2 separate regions of the Homo sapiens genome follow, and region 2 is linked to region 1. A link is a loop called in an ENCODE intact Hi-C map of the cell type or tissue named here. Cell type or tissue: PC-3. All regions are shown on one strand. Links, peaks and the distances in the headings refer to the core of each region. The heading gives the core; the rest is flanking DNA. Region 1 has its middle 9.4 kb from the start of FOXJ3. Region 2 overlaps RIMKLA (ribosomal modification protein rimK like family member A).

Evidence for each region. Peaks named below come from ENCODE experiments on the same cell type or tissue, not always from the same donor. Only the 100,000 strongest peaks of a DNase experiment are listed, where the experiment ranks them.
Region 2: a loop joins it to region 1, with 2.9 times the contacts of the local background. A loop is called at or near these places in 4 of 110 quality-filtered maps.

Annotation. Positions count from the first base shown.
Region 1 is chr1:42,339,580-42,349,753 of GRCh38, reverse strand. No RefSeq gene overlaps it. Among named protein-coding and RNA genes, the nearest start is that of FOXJ3, 9.4 kb to the right of the region's middle. In PC-3, for the core only: CTCF peaks have their summits at 5,107 and 5,306; no DNase peak of the experiment used is centred there; H3K4me3 peaks cover 502 bases; H3K27ac peaks cover 824 bases.
Region 2 is chr1:42,388,390-42,398,563 of GRCh38, reverse strand. All of the region lies in intron 1 of RIMKLA (ribosomal modification protein rimK like family member A), which reads right to left. Among named protein-coding and RNA genes, the nearest start is that of RIMKLA, 13 kb to the right of the region's middle. In PC-3, for the core only: no CTCF peak of the experiment used is centred there; a DNase peak (open chromatin) is centred at 5,003; H3K4me3 peaks cover 408 bases; H3K27ac peaks cover 1,603 bases.

The DNA.
Region 1 (10,174 bases), core at 1,236-9,235:
TCTAAAAAAAGAAACAAGTGAAATTAAATTTTAATTATGTATTTTATTGTACTAAACATATCCAAATTGTTTTTTCAACATGTAATATAAAATTATTAGATATTTTACATTTTTACACAAAATCTTTACAATCTGATATGCATTTTACACTTACAGCACATCTCAGTTCAGCATGTCTATAAATAATTTCATGGGCTCAATAGCTATCATGTGGCTAGTGGCTATGGTACTGGGCAGTGCAGTTTAGAGAAAGAGCAGATACAAAGGGTGGAGCTTTGAGAGACACCTGCATTTAGGAGACGGGAGAAGGAAAAGGAGGCAATAAAGAAGTGGACAGGGCCGGACACAGTGGTTCATGCCTGTAATCCCAGCACTTTGGGAGGCAGAGGTGGGCGGATCACCTGAGGTCAGGAGTTCGAGACCAGCCTGACCAACATGGCGAAACCCCATCTCTACTAAAAATACAAAAGTAGCCGGGTGTGGTGGCATGCGCCTGTAATCCCACCTACTCAGGACGCTGAGGCAGGAGTATCACTTGAACCCAGAAGGTGGAGTTTGCAGTGAGCCGAGATGGTGCCACTGCACTGCAGCCTGGGTGACAGAGCAAGACATCTTAAAAAAAAAAAAAAGAAAGAAAAGAAAGAAAGAAAGAAAGAAAGAAAGAAAGAAAGAAAGAAAGAAAGAAACAGACATAGGAGGATAGTCAAGATAGTGCAATGTCTCAAAATTCAAAAGAATTTTATTAGGGAAATGTAGGGATGAAAATTTCAAAGGCTCTTCTTCAGTGCTCTGGCTCATTCAACTCTTATATTTGAGAGGTTTTCCCTCCTCTCTGAAGTGCAGCTCTATACTACAAAGTCACTTTCATTTGCTCTGGCTTTTTAACAGTCTCATATATCCATCTAAACATAAATTTAGGGGTGCCATCATAGGTGGCTGGGGATAGCAAGGTGACTAAGAGAAAGAAGAAAGGAGCATTGAGGTGGTTTGAGGTTGTTGGAGGATGTGATGATTTAGAACAGGTGCCTGGTGGGAGTAAGATGGAGATCATGTTACCATGACAACTGATTATTTCATTGGTCCAATGACCAGTTGCCATGGTGACAAAATCTTTGTGTCAGTGTGACATGGATCCCAAGGGAGAGAATGCTTGTGCAAAGGACCCCTTCACTCATTGGTAAAGCTTTTATATTTGCAATGATTTCTGCATTGCTTGATGAAGCCTCCTTCAGGAACTTCAATCAACATTGATGTCCCCTTCTCCTTATTGCTCATTTATAGCAGTCAAGCCACATGCAAAATGCACACATTTTCATTGTTCATCTTCTACATACTGCTTTCTTATCTGACATTCCTTAATTGTTTTAGTACTTTAATCTCTTTCTCCTAAACAGATATAATCCCACTGAAGGCAGGGATTATTCTTATAATTTAGTTGTATTTTCAAAGGACTGGGAGTTAGAGGGAAAAAGCAGACATGCCTTGGGCACCAGACATATCTGGGTTACATGCCACCTCTGCTTTTGCCATTTGCCTTAGATATTTCCTAATGGACTTAGGAAAGTCATTTTATCTTCCTGAATTTAGTTTTCTTCTATAAAATGGGGATATTAAAATTTGCACTGTGGGGTTGTTATGATGATTAGAAATATCCGAAATGAAGTAGTTGGCCTACAGCAAGAATTGAATAAATGGTGCCAGTTATTACAACATGGTTCCTAGCCCAGTCCTGGATGCCATGATCAGTACTTAGCAATACCTGATGAACAATAAGATAATGATGACAAATAATACCATGGTAACAGTAGGACTAGATTAATTTTAGGGTTTCTTAAAGATCAGTTGTCCTATGGTGGCCCAATTATATACCAGCTGCAATTCTTAACTTGCAACCCAAGTTATGCTAATTGTAACTTCTTGGGAGGAAAAATTTTTAAGTATTTAAGAAAAATGAGAGGAAAGAGAACCAGATACTTTGTGCCTTCTTGATGGAGAAACATGAGAAAAATCACATATGAATGATCCAGCCTCTGGATCCAAGTACTTATTTACACAAAACACAGAAAGGCCTGGCGTGGTGGCTCACATTTGTAATCCCAGCACTTTGGGAGGCCAAGGCAGGCGGAATCACTTGAGGTCAGGAGTTCGAAACCAGCCGGGCCAACGTGGTGAAACCGCCTCTCCACTAAAAATGTAAAAATTAGCTGGGCCTGGTGGCGGACGCCTATAATCCTAGCTACTCGGGAGGCTGAGGCAGGATAATTGCTTAAGCCCAGGAGGTGGAGGTTGCAGTGAGCGGAGATGGCATCCCTGCACTCCAGCCTGGGCAACAGAGCAAGACTCCATCTCAACAACAACAACAACAAAAAACAAACAAAAAATGGAGGGCAGAGATACATGTTAAACACCACAACAGGGAAACAATTAGCAAAATCCATACTGTAGAAATACTACAGGAAAAATGGTGTGGTTTCTTCAACAAATACATTGCAAGAAAAAATAATGGAAAAGGAACTTACAAAATAAAAAAAGATTTAAGAGACTTATTAATTTCCACGTGTGGATCTTACTTGAGCTTTGATTCAAACAAAATTTTAAAAAATTCATAAGGTGATTGAAAGTTTAAATACTGACAGGAACAAAGACATATCTTAATACTAGTGACTTCAAAAATTCTCATTAATTTTTAGATAAGTTAATGGTATGTTTTGTTAATAAAAGAGTTCTTATCTTTTGGAGATGTATTTTTAAAATATGTGTGTATTGATGTAGTATGAAGTCTGGAATTTGCTTCAAAGTAACACAGAAGGGGCAATGTGCGGATGAGGGTAGGGATATAGATTAAAAAGGTTAGTTATCTGAGGCAGGTGGATCACCTGAGGTCAGGAGTTTGAGACCAGCCTGGCCAACATGGCGAAACCCCATCTCTACTAAAAATACAAAAATTAGCTGGGTGTGGTGGCACGTCCCTGAAGTCCCAGCTACTCGGGAGGCTGAGGCAGGAGAATTGCTTGAACCTGGGAGGCAGTGGTTGCAGTGAGCCGAGATTGCACTGCTGCACTCCAGCCTGGGTGACAGAGCGAAACTCCATCTCAAAAAAAAAAAAAAAAAAAAAAAAAAAAAAAAAAAAATAAGGTTAGTTACTACTTGATAACTGTTGACTTTGGAAAATGGGTATATGAGGATTTATCATATTATTTGCATATCTGAAGTTTCTCTATATTTAAAACATTAAGTGCGTCTATCCAAGATTATATGAACAATAAAGACTTAGATATAAGGAAATACAGAATATTATTTAATACAATGTTGGACAAATGCATTGTGATGGTTTAATGAATAAATTAATGTGTATTTCCCCTAGCTAGACCTTCATAGCCAGGTTTCTACATTATATACATAAATGATATTTTTCTTTCTTTCTTTTTTTTCTGAGATGGAGTCTTGCTCTGTCGCCCAGGCTGGAGTGCAGTGGTAGCAATCTCAGCTCACTGCAACCTCCGCCTCCTGGGGTCAAGCGATTCTTCTGCCTCAGCCTCTCGAGTAGCTGGGACTACAGGCGAGTGCCATGATGTCTGGCTAATTATTTGTATTTTTAGTAGAGATGGGGTTTCAGCGTGTTAGCCAGGATGGTCTCAGTCTCCTGACCTCGCGATCCCCCTGGCTCAGCCTCCCAAAGTGCTGGGATTACACGCGTGAGCTACCGCGCCCGGCCATAAATGATATTTTTCTATTGCAAATTATAGTTAGTATCATTCATGATGTCTTAGGTTAGATTCCTTGAGAAAAAGACTCTGAGAGGGAGTTTTGTGGGCAAGAAGTTTTTTGTCGGGTAGGGTAAAGCGGGGGTGTGATTTTGTGTTCAACCCTAGTGGATAGGAATGGGCGGAGGAAGGATCTGAGCAGTGATACAGTTGCCATACCTATCTCATCTGATCTCACCTCACCCAACCCCTAGGGAGCTTGAGAGATGGAAGGCGCTTTTCAAATATGTCCCACGTTGAAGAATGGAGCCAGGCCTTTATCCTTGGAATCATTCTTCTGCCTACTTTGCCTCAACAAACTTGAACTCATTTTTCAAGGATGTGGTCAAGTGTTTCTGTATCTGCAAACTCTTCCTTAAAACACTCACTCTCGCCTGGGAGGCAGAGGTTGCAGGGAGCCGAGATGGTGCCACTGCACTCCAACTTGGGTGACAGAATGAAATCCCATCTCAAAACAACCAACCAACCAAAAAAACCAACAAAAAATGCTCACCCTCAGTCAGATCAAATTCCTTCTTCCACTATCCTTCCTATATGAACCATACAGGGGAATAGGAAGAGCTAACATTTATAGCACTTCTCATGTGCTAAGCACTGTGTTAAGCAGTCTACCTGTGCGTGGTTTCAATTAACTCACAGCATACCTACACAGGTAGGTACAGATGCTCCTTCATTTAGGATGGGACTACATCCTGATAAACTCATCAGAAGTTGAAGATATCCTAAGTGGAAAATGCATTTAATACACCTAATCTACCAAACATCATAGATCAGCCTTGCCTATCTTAAACATGTCCAGAACAATTACATTAGCCTACAGTTGGGCAAAATCATCGATCATAAAGCCTAAATAATAAATAATAAAATAAATGTATTATTTTATAATAACATGTTGAATCTCTCATGGAAGAGTATTGTGCCACATATTGCTAGCCTGGGAAAAGATCAAAATTCAAAATTCAAGTATAGTTTCTACTGAATGCATATTGTTTTCACACCACTGTGAAGTCAAAAAATTTTAAATCAAACCATCTTAAGTCGGGGACTGTCTGTATTATTATTATCCCCATTTACAGATGAGGAAACTGAAGCTCAGAGAGATTAAGCAATTTGCCTAACTAAAATCATTGAACTAGTGAGTGGCAGGGCTGGCCATTTAACCCCAGACGAGGGAGCCCACATTTTTTTTTTTTTGAGACAAAGTTTTGCTCTTGTTGCCCAGGCTGGAGTACAATGGCGTGATCTTGGCTTACTGCAGCCTCCGCCTCCCTGCAGCCTCCACCTCCCAGGTTCAAGCGATTCTCCTGCCTCAGCCTCCCGAGTAGCTGGGATTACAGGCACGCGGCACTACACCTGGCTAATTTTTGTATTTTTAGTAGAGACAGGGTTTTGCCATGTTGGCCAGGCTGGTCTTGAACTCCTGACCTCAAGTGATCCGCCTGCCTCAGCCTCCCAAAGTGCTGGGATTACAGACGTGAGCCACCATGCTGGCGGGGAGCCCTTACTCTTAATTGCTATTATGCTATACTGCCCCCTAGCTACTGCTTTTATCTTTGTACTCCCAGCCCTTAGCACAATACCTAACCTAGAATTAGCACTTAATAAATATTTACTGAATAAATAAATATTCATTTCACCAGCATTTCTAGCAAATTTCATTTTAGAAAAAGATCAACTCCAGATGAAATTTGTAGAAATAAGGGTGGTATATTTCATGGTAGCATGGAACAAGAAACCCCACTAGAAGAGTTAAGCTTGGCTATACTTAACACTGCAGAAAAAGAGATCTGATGGGGGGCAGTGGACATAGTATAGGCCATAAATTAACTGCTAAATAGTTAAAAAGGGAAATACTTTACTTAAGTACATTAAAAGAAACTTTGTCTTTGTGTGCGCATGTGTGTGTGTGTGTGCACATGCCTTTTTAGCATATTTTGCTTTAAGAATCATTGCAAAAAGAAACATTTCTTATTTATTCTACCATATTAAAGTGGGGGCAAGCCATGGATGAATCATGAACTTAGATGAGATATAATGAAAACAGCATAAGTCAGTAAGTATTCAAAATAGTTGCTAAAAGGTGGAAATGAGATCCTTTAGGAAAGGTGAAAGATATAGGAATTACAAATAAGTTTCCTTTACGTAGTAAAGCAACTCTTCTTCATTTTCACTGAAATAGAATATGAGATGACATATTTAAGCAGTCTGTGTGGTGTGTTAGCAAAAGGAGGGATTTCAAAGTCATGAATTGATGCTCAAGTCTTTATATTGCCATTCACTAGCAAAGTGACCTCAGTTTCCCTTGCCTATAAAATGAGGAGGATAATCTCCAACTCTTACATTACAGGGATTTATTAATATAAAATATTACTTCTTTTTCTGTTTCCTGATTCTGACGGAAGCCATCGTTCCCTCCTCTGAACTTCTACAGACATCAACATTTTGCCAGTCTTGTTTCATCTCTCTCACACTTTTTTTTTTGAGATAGGATCTCTGTTGCCCAGGCTGGAGTGCAGTGGCATGATCAGGCTCACTGCAGCCTCAGCCTCTGGGTTCAAGTGATCCTCCCACCTTGTAGCTGGGACTACAGGTGTGTGCTACCACGTCCAGTTAATTTTTGTATTTTTTGTAGAGATGGGGTTTTTCCACGTTGCCCAGGCTGGTTGAGAACTCCTGGACTCAAGCGATCCACCTGCTTCAGCCTTCCAAAGTGCTGGGACTACAGGCGTGAGCCACTGTGCCCGGCCCTCAAATTCTAATTATGCCAACACTGTCATACTCCAGAATTAGATGCCTGTTATGTTTGCAGTATTGTCACTTCTTAAGTGAATAGTAGAAACAACAGGTTGAATCTCTTCCTAGTTTTGAAGAACTGATCCACAGATCTGAGCAGTCCTAATTAGTTCTCAGGACTCTCTTCAATGCTTGCATCAAGGACATTCCACAGATGGTTTTTCAATTACTGCCCAGTAAGCTTTGGAAATGTCTGGAAAGTGTTAAGACTTAGGACTTTGCACCTATGTTTGTCTAATTTAAAAAAAAAATTTTTTTGTCGAGACAAGGTACTTTCTCTGTTGCTCAGGCTGGAATGCGGTGGCACGAACACAAATCACTGCAGCCTCAAACTCCCGGGCTCAAGTGATCCTCCCACCTCAGCATCCCAAGCAGCCGGGACTACAGAGTTTCACCACGTTGCCCAGGCTGGTCTTGAACTCCTGGGCTCAAGCGATTCACCCGCCTCTGCCTCCCAAAGGCTGGGATTACAGGTGTGAGCCACTGTGCCCAGCCTGTTTACCTAAATTTAACCTTCACCTACATGTTCTCTTAATCTGGTCCCATTAAAAACTTGGTCCCCAGTGCCCTTCAAGCTAGATTTCTCATTGCCAAGTCCTTTGGGATCTTCAGTGTCTTCCATGCTTTGTGATTCCTTCAGAGAGGACTGAGTGCCTTTACTGAATATTTATCATGCTCCAGGGCCTGCAGATCCTATTGTTCCAGATATTTTTCATTTATTTGGCATTTCAAATAAATTAGGTACACATAATATTTTATATAAAAATTAGCTACTAATAATCCCTTAACCCAAGTTAGCAATATGTCACAACACAGGAAGAGCCTTTGTGGGGAGTTAGGAGACTTCAGTTATAGTTCCAGATTATTCCATAGCATTAATTTGACAAAAATTTACTTATTTAGGGCCTAGAGGCTGCCACATACAGTGATGGGTTGCTAGGTATAGAAGCAAATGAGCATGGCCCTTATCTCAAAAACAGGGACTGTGCTGGGCATGGTAGTTCACACCTATAATTCCAACACTTTGGGAAGTTGAGGCAGGAGGATTGTTTGAGGCCAGGATTTCGAGACCAGCCTGGGCAACATAATGAGATCTTGCCTCTATTAAAAATAATAATAATAAAAGAAAAGAAAAACAGGAGCTATATCTTAACATTCTTTGTAAGTTCCCCACCTTCTGGGGCATGACATGGTCCATGGCATTTATAAAGGGTTGTCTGAGCCCACAGATCAAGACTGACTGAGTTTCAAATTCTGTATTTTTATTTTATTTTATTTTATTTTTATTTAGAGGCACTGTCTCACTATGTTGCTCAAGGTAGGGTCTCTCTCTCTCTTTTATTTTTTTTGAGACAGAGTCTTGCTCTGTCGCCCAGACTGGAGTGCGGTGGCACAATCTCGGCTCACCGCAATCTCTGCCTCCTGGGTTCAAGCAATTCTCCTGCCTCACCCTCCTGAGTAGCTGGGATTACAAGCATGCACCACCACGCTCAGCTAATTTTTGTATTTTTAGTAGAGACGGGGTTTCACCATGTTGGCCAAGCTGGTCTTGAACTCCTGACCTCAGGTGATTCACCCGCCTTGGTCTCCCAAAGTGCTGGGATTATAGGTATGAGCCACCACTCCCGGCGGGTCTCTAACTCTTAGCCTCAAGCAATCCTCATGCCTTGGCCTCCCAAAGCTCTGGGATTACAGGTGTGAGCCACCATGCGCTGCCTCAAATACCTCAAATACTGTATTTTAAAGCCTTTCACTATACTACACCAATCATCCCATTCTCTATATCTTCTCATAATCCCCAAGCAATCTTTCTACCTGAAGATGACACCAGAAATTTGTGTCACTAAAGAGCAAGATTCAGAAAGTGTCTGCATTAGTCATTATAGGCTCTGTTATGCTATGGTATCAACCCCAAAATCTCAGTGGCCTAATCAGCAAAGGTTGTTTTTCTCGCTTATGCTGTGTCCTTCCCAGGTCAGCTGTGGCTTTGCTGCACATTGTCTTCACTCTGGGACTGAGGCTGATGGATTAGCCTCTATCCAGAATGTTGCTTGTCATGAGGACAGCAGGAAAGGAAAACATGGTGCAGCACATTGACTGAGAGCTTCCAGCTAGAAGTGGCTCATACTGCCACTCACATTTCATTAGCTAATGCAAGTCACACAGCCAAGCCTGCTGTCAATAGGAAATTACAATCCAATTCTGGAAGGCACAGTAAGTGTTTGGGAACAATTATATAGTCTTCCACAGGGTCTCTTTACCCTTTATTTGTGACACTTGGATGTAAACACACCTTCTCACAGTGCCTCACCCAGGACCTTACGACTCGCATATTGGTGTAAACAATCCTGCTGGTTTAGAGTCTTTGAAGGCAGGAGAGAGGGCTTAGGATCAGACAATTTTGGCTTCAAATCCTGCCTCTGACACTTAAAGTACTGAGCCTGTTTCCTCTTCTTTCACACGATGACCATCTTGTAGTTTTACTGTAAGGATTAAAAAAACCAAACAGATGCAAAGGGCCTATTGTGTTGCTACTCACACAAAGAACAGTAAATGTTAACTATTCCCCCACCAAACTCCATCTAGCATTGGGGTTTCTTGATGGTTCTTATTTAGCTCATTAGGCATGAAGTAAGCCAATTATCTTTGCAACTTTAAATAATTGTTTCTTACTACTGAGTTTGTACCAGAGTTTCAGGTTCCTTTGGGCTGCAAACCTTGGCTACTTTTTCCTGCTAACCAGGTTCCTTTCTATCATCCCAAAAGATATTGCTAACTAACTGGCAGAGAGATTTTCCTTGATCCTACTCTGTTTGAACATCCTCTGACTCACCCTTCCTAGTGCCACCCAAGTTTCATCTGCACCATTGCTTACACATAATACAAGTACTTTATTTACTTACGCATTTGTTAATGTTTGCTCAGCTGTCTTGGTGCCTTTGTGTCTTTCACTGTGCTTTTAATTAGCTCGGCTGATTCTAAGAGTGGAGGTAAGCCAAGGTTTGAACCAGGTGGTTACAAGGAACATGGAGATGGGTTGCAGGTGGGGGATGGCAGATTGTTATGAATGCACTAGTGCAAAATCATTGACAGCCTAGGAAAAAAAAGTATTTTAGGCTAATGCCTTCTACTGGGAAAAAATAAACTAAGCTACTCCTTTCTACTAATAATGATTAAGTAGTAGAGTCTTTGGGAAGGATCACATTTTGCCTTTACTGATATAATCTGAAGTTAACACCAAGCTACCAGAGGACAGGAACTTGATGGTTTACATAGAGTGATGTGGTCTAGCTGCATGAGTTAGTTATTGCCATCAGCCACCAATATTTAATGACTACTTATAAGACTATCACTTCTGTGGCCTCTACTTTTCTTGTATCTACCCAACCTCTTTGACTTTGCACAAGCTGTTCTCTGCCCCCAATTGCCTTTCTCTACTCCCAGTCTTGCTTCTATCTCTGCGTGGCAAATTCCTACTCATTTATTAAAATTTAGCCTTAACTTTACCTTTTAAGGATGAAGCTTTCTTTGGCCCCAGTGACTGTGCCCCACCCTCCACCTCATCCAATTTGACAGAATTAAGCTTTGCTTCTTTTCTGTTTCCATGGCACAAGTAT
Region 2 (10,174 bases), core at 1,095-9,094, 49 kb before region 1:
AACAGCTAGAAGGAAATATACCAACATTTTAACAGTGGGTAATGGAATTACAGGTAATGTCTTCTTTATATTTTATACTTGTCTGTATTTTCCAAAATTTCTCCAAGTACTTATTACCTTTACAACAAAAAACTTTCTGAAAAATCAGTCTACTAAAAATCAGTTCAATTCAATATCAAAGAAAACTAGAATGCATCCAAAGACAACCAATCCACTTTGCAAGATGACGTGATGCTGTATTCCACTGGGTTAAGTAGGAATATTAGCTTGAAGTGAAGACTCAGAGGAACAGGAGCACAGTCTTCAAGTTTCTGAAGGGCTTCAGTGCAGAAGAATTATTTGGCTTGTCTTCTAAAACTCCAGGAGACAGAGATATCCATAAGAGCATTATTTTGTCTGTCTGTTCACTGATGTATCCTCAGCACCTAGAATAGTGCCTGCTGCACGGTAGGCACTCAGTGTTTGTTGAATTGAATAGATGCTATAGGGAGATGGATTTGGGCTCAACAAAATGGATACTTTTCCACTCCCTTAGGATGTAAGGGCCAAGGCTCATTACTCAAGGATGGTATAAGAGAGCATGCAAGGGTAAGAGGGGTTCACAGCAACTTGCTTGGTCCCTCCCAGTCCTGACATCCTATGGCTGGTATTACTCTATGTCATTACCTAGGTCTCCATGGTGCACCCAGAATCTGGTGATGGAATGATGCAGACAGGATATGGCATGAGTAGGGCAATGAGAAGCTAGTTCAAGGAATTATACTTGGTCTGCTCTAATTAACCTTGAAGGAATCTCTAAAATGCTCTAAAGAATATATTGTATTATTTTATTTTTTTTTTAGACACAGGATCTTGCTATCGCTCAGGATGGAGTACAGTGGTGTGATCACAGATCACCACAACCTCTAACTCCTAGGCTCAAGCGATCCTCCCACCTCAGCTTTCCAAGTAGTTGGGACTACAAGTGTGCATCACCATGCCTGGCCAATTTTAAAAAAAATTTTGGGGAGATGTAGTCTTGCTATGTTGCCTAGGCTGGTCTCAAACTCCCAGTCTCAAGTGATCCTCCTGCCTTGGCCTCCCAAAGTGCTGCGATTACAGGCATAAGCCACTGTGCCCAGGCAAAAAAACCTTTAAAACACAGTCTACAGAGATATTTTATAGGCTTTAACCCAAAGCACCTTCTATTTTGTAAGTGATATTATACTGCATAACCACATAATTCTAGGGGGAAAAGGGTGCTAATGAAGTTACAATTTCTCCACCAGGTGATGAATAATATCAATATAAAAGCTCTAGGCACAAAGATGAAAAACAAAACACCCACAAAACTACTACATGGCCCTGAATTGCACACTTTCCCCCATTCTAGGAGATATTTCACTGATTAAAAAGGGGAGGGGTAGGAACAATCATTACAATAAACTGTTTTTTGTACTTCCGCTGATCATGTGAGTCCAAGGAACTGGAACCTAATTCTCAGGGTTATAAACAGCATCCAAGTTATCTTCACTTTGCCATCAGAAAACAGTATCACTTACAGATGCTTTTACTGTTCTTTGAAAAATTCCTTTGACACTTACAGCCCTTGGGGGAAATAATGCGAAAGGTAAAAGTAACCCATGTGTAGTAGCCTCAAAAGTGGTTGGAGAAAAAAGAAAAATATTCAAGTTGCTTAAGATAGTAAATACAGAACACCCAGGACAACATTACACAGTGAGATAATATATGTGAAAATGCTTTGAAAACTATAAAATGCTATACATATGTAAGGCACTGGCATTATTACTACACAGAAGACATTCTACTAAGCAAAGTAGGACAACTTATGGAGATTTTTACCACCTCACAAGAAAAACAGCTTTACAACAGAAACATGACCTAGAGAAACGAGAAGCAGCAAAAACGTCTGGCTTTCAAATCCCAACATGAGACCACAGACAAACAGTTAAACTTCTAAATGGGAAGAAAAGAATTCAATCATTTCTGGAAATACCAACCACAAGTGGACAGAGACAACTCAGCCTCAACGAGCAGATTCACATAGACCTAGGAAGTCTTACCAGGACTTCATCTCTCTTCTCCAAAGGTAAATCTTTGGGCCTGGCTCATTCCAACTGAAGCCTTTAATAAATGAAGAATGGAATGGGTTAAAGTATAGCCCAAAAGGCTCTACTAAGCAGTTAGACAGGTCTTGTGCATGCTGGCTATCCAGGCCTGTGCAGAGAGGGACATGACAGGTTTAGGGATGCAGTTGCAAAACTAATCACAATCTTTGCCCATTGACACAGCTCTGACATTCTTTTTTTTTTTTTTTTTTTTTTTTTGAGATGGAGTTTCACTCTTGTTGCCCAGGCTGGAGTGCAATGGCGTGTTCTCAGCTCACTGTAACCTCCACCTCTCAGGTTCAAGTGATTCTCCTGCCTCAGCCTCCCAAGTAGCTGGGATTACAGGTGCCTGCCACCATGCCCGGCTAATTTTTTTTGCATTTTTAGTAGAGAGGGTTTCATCATGTTGGCCAGGCTGGTCTCTTGACCTCAGGTGATCCGCCCGCCTCAGCCTCCCAAAGTGCTGGGATTACAGGCGTGAGCCACCGCCCCCAGCGCTAGCTCTGACATTCTTGCCATGGGCAACTTCACATGCCTCCTGCTCTTTCCCATTGCCACTGCCATCATATTTCTAATAGTAGTAGACAAGAAGCAGCTGCTCATGTGGCTTCAGTGGGAGCAACAGTTATACACAGCCATGGCCAAGGACAATTTGGGTTTAAGGCTGGCCCTCGGCAAAAGGTCTGTAAATTTTGAGACCTTTAACCACTTAAGTAATCTCCTCTCAGGAAAGGACCTAATAAACTTAATACAGGATGGAGCTTAATGTATCACCTCTCCCAGGATCGTTAACATTTCCACTGCAATCTACGGACCTCAAGTCAAGGGAACGAAGAGCTGATGCAGGATATCAGGAAGGACAGGGCTCTGCTTGGTTGCTAGTCAACAGAAGGAAAGCCCTCAACAATCAGAGGCTCATGCCCTCCAAGAAGAGATTTCATGTGATTAAGTACCCTAGTGCTCTTGGGTATCACCCTAACTTGGGGAGAGGGAGAGGCAGCTGAATTGTTTCTGGAATATTTTGGGGTCTCCCAGACTCATGGGGTGGGCTTGAGATTATGTTTAGCCTCAAACCACTTAAAAAAAAAAAAAAAACTAAAACAACCACTCTGTCCCCAAATAGGTCAATGAAATATTAGTGGAAAAAAGATCAAACCTCAAACAAGTTAGGACAGTGACCAACTGCCAACCCAGTTAAAACCAATTTTTTGAAACCAAAACAATATTTTCTCTATGTTCTAAAAAAGAATAATCTACTTTTATGGGTAATTGTGTTCTGATTTCCTTTTGAATTCTCTATTTATATTTGAAAATATTTTGATGTATTAAAAACAAGATAGAAAACCAGGATAACTTTTCCCAAAGAACAGAGTCTGTTTTTTCTAACCCATATACTGGGTTAAATTCTACATAACTAGGCGGGGCACAGTGGCTCTCGCCTGTAATCCCAGCACCTTGGGAGGCCAAGGCGGGTGGATCACCTGAGGTCAGGAGTTTAAGACCAGTCTGGCCAACATGATGAAACCCCGTCTCTACTAAAAATACAAAAATTAGCTGGGCGTGGTGGTGTGCACGCCTGTAATCCCAGCTACTTGGGAGGCTGAGGCAGAAGAATCACTTGAACCCAGGAGGCAGAGGCTGCAGTGAGCTGAGATCGCGTCATTGCACTCCAGCCTGGGCAACAAGAGCGAAACTCCGTCTCAAAAAAAAAAAAAATCTTCATAACTGGACTTACGCATTTGTATGTGCAATAGCGAAGAAATACACTTTATGATAAAGAGAAATAGCTTCAGAAATAAATCTTTATTGGAAAGCAGAGTTCTAAAACTTAACCATTCTCAATCATCATAACAACAGAGGGAAGCAGAGGCATGGATAATAAAAGGTCTTGTAGTTCAGATTTGAATTCGGACAAGATTTTTATTGAGCCTCTATTGCGTTTTAGGTTATTTGCTAAGAACTTTCACACATTATCTCGTTTAAAGTAAAGGTGTCTTATAATACAGATCCTTGGAATTGATTTGACTATAAATGTCTTTGCATTTACACAAAGCCGATACATAATGAGTCATCACCCTCCAACCTGTGCATGCATGTCACTCACATATGTGTGCACACATGTGCATCCTTGGATTCACTAAAGAAAGCTTCAACACCAAACGGATGTCTGGTATGCCAGAAAAAACCTTCATGTACAAAACAAGCAGAAAAATTAAGAAAACAGCAGGATACTAAAGCATGACAGCAAACAAGGACCTCACTTATGGTAGCTTTTAGAACCATTATATTTGAGCAGGATCATGTAACAGTGGCTGGCAGTGAAACTCTGAAAGTTACCAGAAAGGAATCAACTATATAAATAACGTGAATAGGCCAGGCATACTGGCTCACGCCTGTAATCCCAGCACTTCGGAAGGCCGAGGCAGGCAGATCACCTGAGGTCAGGAGATCGAGACCAGGCTGGCCAACATGATGAAACCCTGTCTCTGCCTAAAATACAAAAATTAGTTGGGCGTGGTGGCAGGCGCCTGTAATCCCAGCTACTCAGGAGGCTGAGGCAGGAGAATTGCTTGAACCCGGGAGGCAGAGGTTGCAGTGAGCCGAGATCCCGCCATTGCACTCCAGCCCTGGGGGACAAGAGTGAGACTTTGTCTCAAAAATAAATAAAAAAATAAAAGTGGATAATCCACTTAGCACTTCAGATTATCTTGTGTTGTGAGGAAGATGTGTCATCCAAACATGACTTGGCACACCTCCATCAGTTTCCACCTTTCCCCTTATTTCTTCCTACTCCACCCACAGCATTTTCTCGTAAAACAGTTATTTTTATTTTTAACAAGTAGATGCCACACCCCTCTCCTTCCCTTTTAAAGTTCTTTGTGACAATGCCCAAAGAAAGCTCACCTCCACCTCACTAAAACCCACAGACATTTATGTGGCCATTTTCTCTTTCCACCAACTGTGATTTTGAGGTGATTTAATTCAATTCAACACTTATTGAACTGGTTGGTATGACTCAGACACACTACTAAGCAGGAATACAAAGTTGAACTAGATGGTCTCTGCCTACCAGGAGATTATAGTCTCCTCACAGAGAAAGATACACAACTTAAATATGCATTTTTTTCACTCCTGAAACACATTGATTGTTTCACATATTCATTCAGGGAATATTTATTTAGCACCTACTTTGGGCCAAGCCTAGTGTTAGTTTGGTTTCTGTAGAAGCTCACTCAGACAGGATTTAAGTGCAAGTAGTCTCTCTGGATAGTAATTTCAGGAAATGTTGGGAGGGGCATAGAGAAGGGAATGAGGCAAACAAAACATACTTTATCAAGGGAGTTACCACCTCTCAGCAACCAGAGCTGAATCCTGCTGAGGAACTCTAGGAAATGGCTTAGTACATGCACTTCAGTTATTCCACCTGAGAGGCCAGGGAGTTGACAATTTCAAGTTTTTGTTTTGAGACAGGGTCTTGCTCTGTCATCCAGGCTGGAGTGCAATGGCGCGATCTCGGCTCACTGCAACCCCTGCCTCCCGGGCTCAAGTGATTCTCCTGCCTCAGCTTCCTGAGTAGCTGGGACTACAGGCACGAGCCACCATGCCTGGCTAATTTTTGTATTTTTTGTAGAGACGGGTTTTCACCATATTGCCCAGGCTGGTGTCGAACTTCTGAGCTCAGGTGATCTGTCTGCCTCAGCCTCCCAAAGTGCTGGGATTTCATAAACTCATAATGTCTACCTCTCAGGGTATGAGCCACTATGCCCAGCCAATTTCAAGTGTTTATACATCAACTCAGTTTTTGGTTAAGGCTGCTCCAGGGGCATGGTGTTAATTTCCTGACCCTTCTGGCTTGCCATACATGTGTGGGCAACGTGGGATCCTGTACCAGACAAAGCCCTCTAACAGGTGCAGGTGCTGGTAGTCAGAAGCCGGGCCCTGGTGCAATCAAATGGTAAAAGCCAAAGGGACTGACAGGGAAGGAACAAGCACTGTCTTCTTAAGGGCTGGGCATGGGAGTTGACAGGTGTGAGTAAAACAAACAATATCCCTGGAATTTAAGAAGACAGACAACACACAGTTGTTATTAATGCTGTTAATGTTCTGTGTAGAGCACCTGGGTCTTGTTGAGCAGGGGGAGGGAGAGGAGACTGACTGTAACACAATGTGCTAAGTGCTCCAACAGACCTACATCAGGGTCCAGGGAGAGCAAAGGAGGAGGGAGCAGTTAGGATGATTATCTCTGCCTGGGGAGAGAGAAAAATCAAGGAAAGTTTCAGAAAGGAAATGTTGACACCTCATGCCTCTAAACTCTGAAGAAATGTGGAAAACTAATAAATTCATAATCTCTACCTCTCAAACAAATCAATAGTAAGACATTGCATCTTATAGGCACTGAGTTCAAGAATGTCTCAAGGCTAAAGTAACTCCTTGGAAAGGCCCTTCAAGAAGTTGAAACAACATGAGATGAAAGGGAATTTGGCAAAGTGGATACAGTATTGGCCTTCAAGTCAGAGACCTGATTTATTTAGCTGCTCTCATTTAGCTTGGCAAGACACAAAAATCGCTTTGGGTCTGTCTCCTCTTCTATAAAATGGAAGGGCCCCAGAACCTGGCAAACCTTCCTCCCTCATCTCCCTCGCCATCTCACAACATGATCTTTCTTCAGCTATGAAGACAAAGCTCAGCAAGTCCTTCTCCTCTGTTCATATCAGTCACCCAAGTCTCAGTCTCTGAGGCCACATCATTTCCCTGGACTGTATACCCCATATAGCTCTGACACTGCCTTTTCTCATTCCACCCTCCACCTCTTCCCATCTCCACTCTGCCCTCTGAAACTCAATGGACAGAAAATTCCCTTATCCTCAACCTTTTCCGTGTGCCTTCCCTTCACTTTCCTTCTTTTTCTGAGTCAAGCTGCATCCTGTCTCTCGCCAATGACACCGCTTCCCCAACAGCCCTCTAAGTTGTGGCTGTTTTCTCCCCTCTCGCCACAGATTACTGGGCCTAGATATCCTCCTCGCTCCTGATTGCAATTAGAAGACCATTCTGCCTTCTCTCCTCCCTAAAATATCCAGCCTGAATCTCATCAGGCCACACAACACATCACCCCTTCTTGTGCAAGTCGTCTACAGAGCCCAGGTCACTCCCTCTGTTCTTGAAGCTTTAGCTCCTTACTCTTACACTATCAGAAATATTGGTGATTTCCATGTCCCTATGAAGAATCCTTTCAATGCCAAGGACTCTCAATGTCTTGACCTCCTTTTCTCCAAGGATCTTCTCCACCATCCCACCTCAGCTACCACTCCTGGTTACATTCTAGACTTTGTGCAAGCATCCTTATTCTAATCTCCAACCACTCCTCCTATCTTTCCAGCTTGCTTCTTCTAGTACTATTCCTTGACCCAGCTATGCATTGACCCCACAAGAAGCTACCATCCACGGGTACCACCATCTTTTCACTGTCCCTCCGTTCATATCCTCAACTTCCCTTCTTATCCTATTCAAACTCCATAGTCAAGCACCATGATCACTTCCTGCATATACCCTCAAATCCTTGCACCCACTTATTGTTTATGTAAACCACAACTCTGGCCAGACCAATTCAACCCTTTATGTCCCTCCTTTGTAATGAAACGTACCTAGGGAAAATACACAAACCTGCTGACTTGTCTCATGGGCACCCTTAATGTCTGGCAATCATTATATGTCCCTAGTCCCTTCAATCAACCACAACACTATTTCACACTTTCTCTTCTTATCTTACACTTTTATTACTTTGTCCCATCTTCTCATTCTTCCTATTTCAATGTGAAAAACTGAAGCAATCAGAAAAGACCTTCTCTGTAAGTTCCCACTATCACATCTACCCACCCACCTGCACCTGTGACATATAGATTACCTTCTCTGCTCTTGTAACAGCTGAATTGTCCTTACTCCTAGCTTAGACCAACCCCTCCAAATACGCAGTAGATCCCAGCCCTTCTCAGCCACTTAAAGCACTGCTCCTGCCATTTGCCTGTCTCTCCTACATCACCAATTTCTCCCGCTGTATTAGATCATTCACAACAGCATACAAATGTACCATTATTTACCCCTTCTTTATGAAAAGCCTCTCAGCTGGGCACGGTGGCTCACGCCTGTAATCCCAGCACTTTGGGAGGCTGAGGCCGGCAAATCACTTGAGTTCTGAAGTTCGAGACCAGCCTGGCTAGCATGGTAAAACCCCATCTCTACTAGAAATACAGAAAATAGCTGAGTGTGGTGGCATGTGCCTGTAGTCCCAGCTACTCAGGAGGCTGAGGCAGGGGAATCGCTTGAACCCAGGAGGCAGAGGTTGCGGCGAGCTGAGATCGCACCACTGCATTCCAGCCTGGATGACTGGCGATACTCCGTCTCAAAAAAAAAAAAAAAAAAAAGGAAAAGAAAATCCTCTGAATCCTGTCTCAATCCTGATAGCCTTTGGGCTATCATCCTGTTTTTCACCTTCCCTTTACAACAAAACTCTTAGACTGTTTATATTCACTCTTTTCTACCACTTACCTGAAACTGCTCTTATTGGGGTTGCTAATGCTACACGCACATTGCTAAATCAATTATAATTCCTCATCCGACTTCATCTACCAGAACATTTTTTTTTTTGAGATGGCGTCTCGCTCTGTCACCCAGACTTGAGTGCAGTGGCACGATCTCTGCTCACTGTAACCTTTGCCTCCCAGGTTCTAGCGATTCTCCCACCTCAGCCTCCAGAGTAGCTGGGATTATGGGCGCGCACCACCACGCCCGGCTAAATTTTTTTATTTTTTAGTAGAGACGGGATTTCACCATGTTGGCCAGGCCGGTCTCGAACTCCTGACCTCAAGTGATTCGCCCACCTCGGCCTCCCAAAGTGCTGGAATTACAGGCAAGAGTCACTGTGTCTGGCCTAGCAGCAACATTTGACATGATCTGATCACATCTTCCTTCTTAAACAACTTTCTCTCTCCACTTGGCTTACAGGACACCCACTCTCCTGGGTTTCATTTTTCTTTTACTCAGGATTCTTTGCTAGTTTCTCCTACTCACTCTGCCCACTAAGCACTGGAGCTCAATCTCTGAACCCTTCTCTATCTATAGTCACTCCCTTGATAGGTGTGTAAAGGTGCTCCTACTTTGGTATCTCCAAGCCAAGCCTTTTTCCTGAATCCCAATCTTTCCATAAATGGCTACCTGACATATCCCCTTGGATGTTTAATGTGCAACTCATACTGAGTTCTGATATTCCTCACCTGCCCAAACTTATACCTGTCTTCCTTTCCATATCAGCAAATAACATATTTTATTCTTCCAGCTGCTCAGGCCAAAAACTTTGGAGTCCTCCTTGACTAGTCTTTCCTGAACACCCAATATCTGATCCAGTAGTCAAATCCTGACCACTTTGTCTTCAAAATATGCCCAAACCCAGTCACTTTTCACCTTCTCCCTTGAAATCATTCTAGCCCAACAATCTCGTCTCACCTGAATTGTAGCAATAACCTCCTAAGCAACCTCCCTACTTCTGCTCTTGGTGCCTCTAGTCTATTCTCAACATGGTAGCCAGAATGACTCCGTGACCCATTAGGCAGATCATATCATTTCTCTGGTCAAAAGCTTTCAGTGGAGGCCAGGCACAGTAGCTCACGCCTGTAATCCCAGCACTTTGGGAGGCCAAGGTGGGCGGATCACGAGGTCAGGAGTTCAAGACTAGCCTGGCCAAGATGGTGAAACCCCATCTCTACTAAAAATACAAAAATCAGCCAGTACGGTGGCATGTGCCTGTAATCCCAGCTACTTGGGAGGCTGCGGCAGAGAACTGCTTGAACCTGGGAGGCAGAAGTTGCAGTGAGCTGAGATCGTGCCACTGCACTCCAACCTGGGCGACAGAGCAAGATTCCATCTCAAAAAAAAAAAAAAAAAAAACAAGCTTTCAGTGGGCCAAGCACAGTGGCTCATGCCTGTAATCCTAGCACTTTGGGAGGCCGAGATAGGTGAATTACTTGAGGCCAGCAGTTCAAGACCAGCCTGAACAACGTGGCAAAACCCTGTCT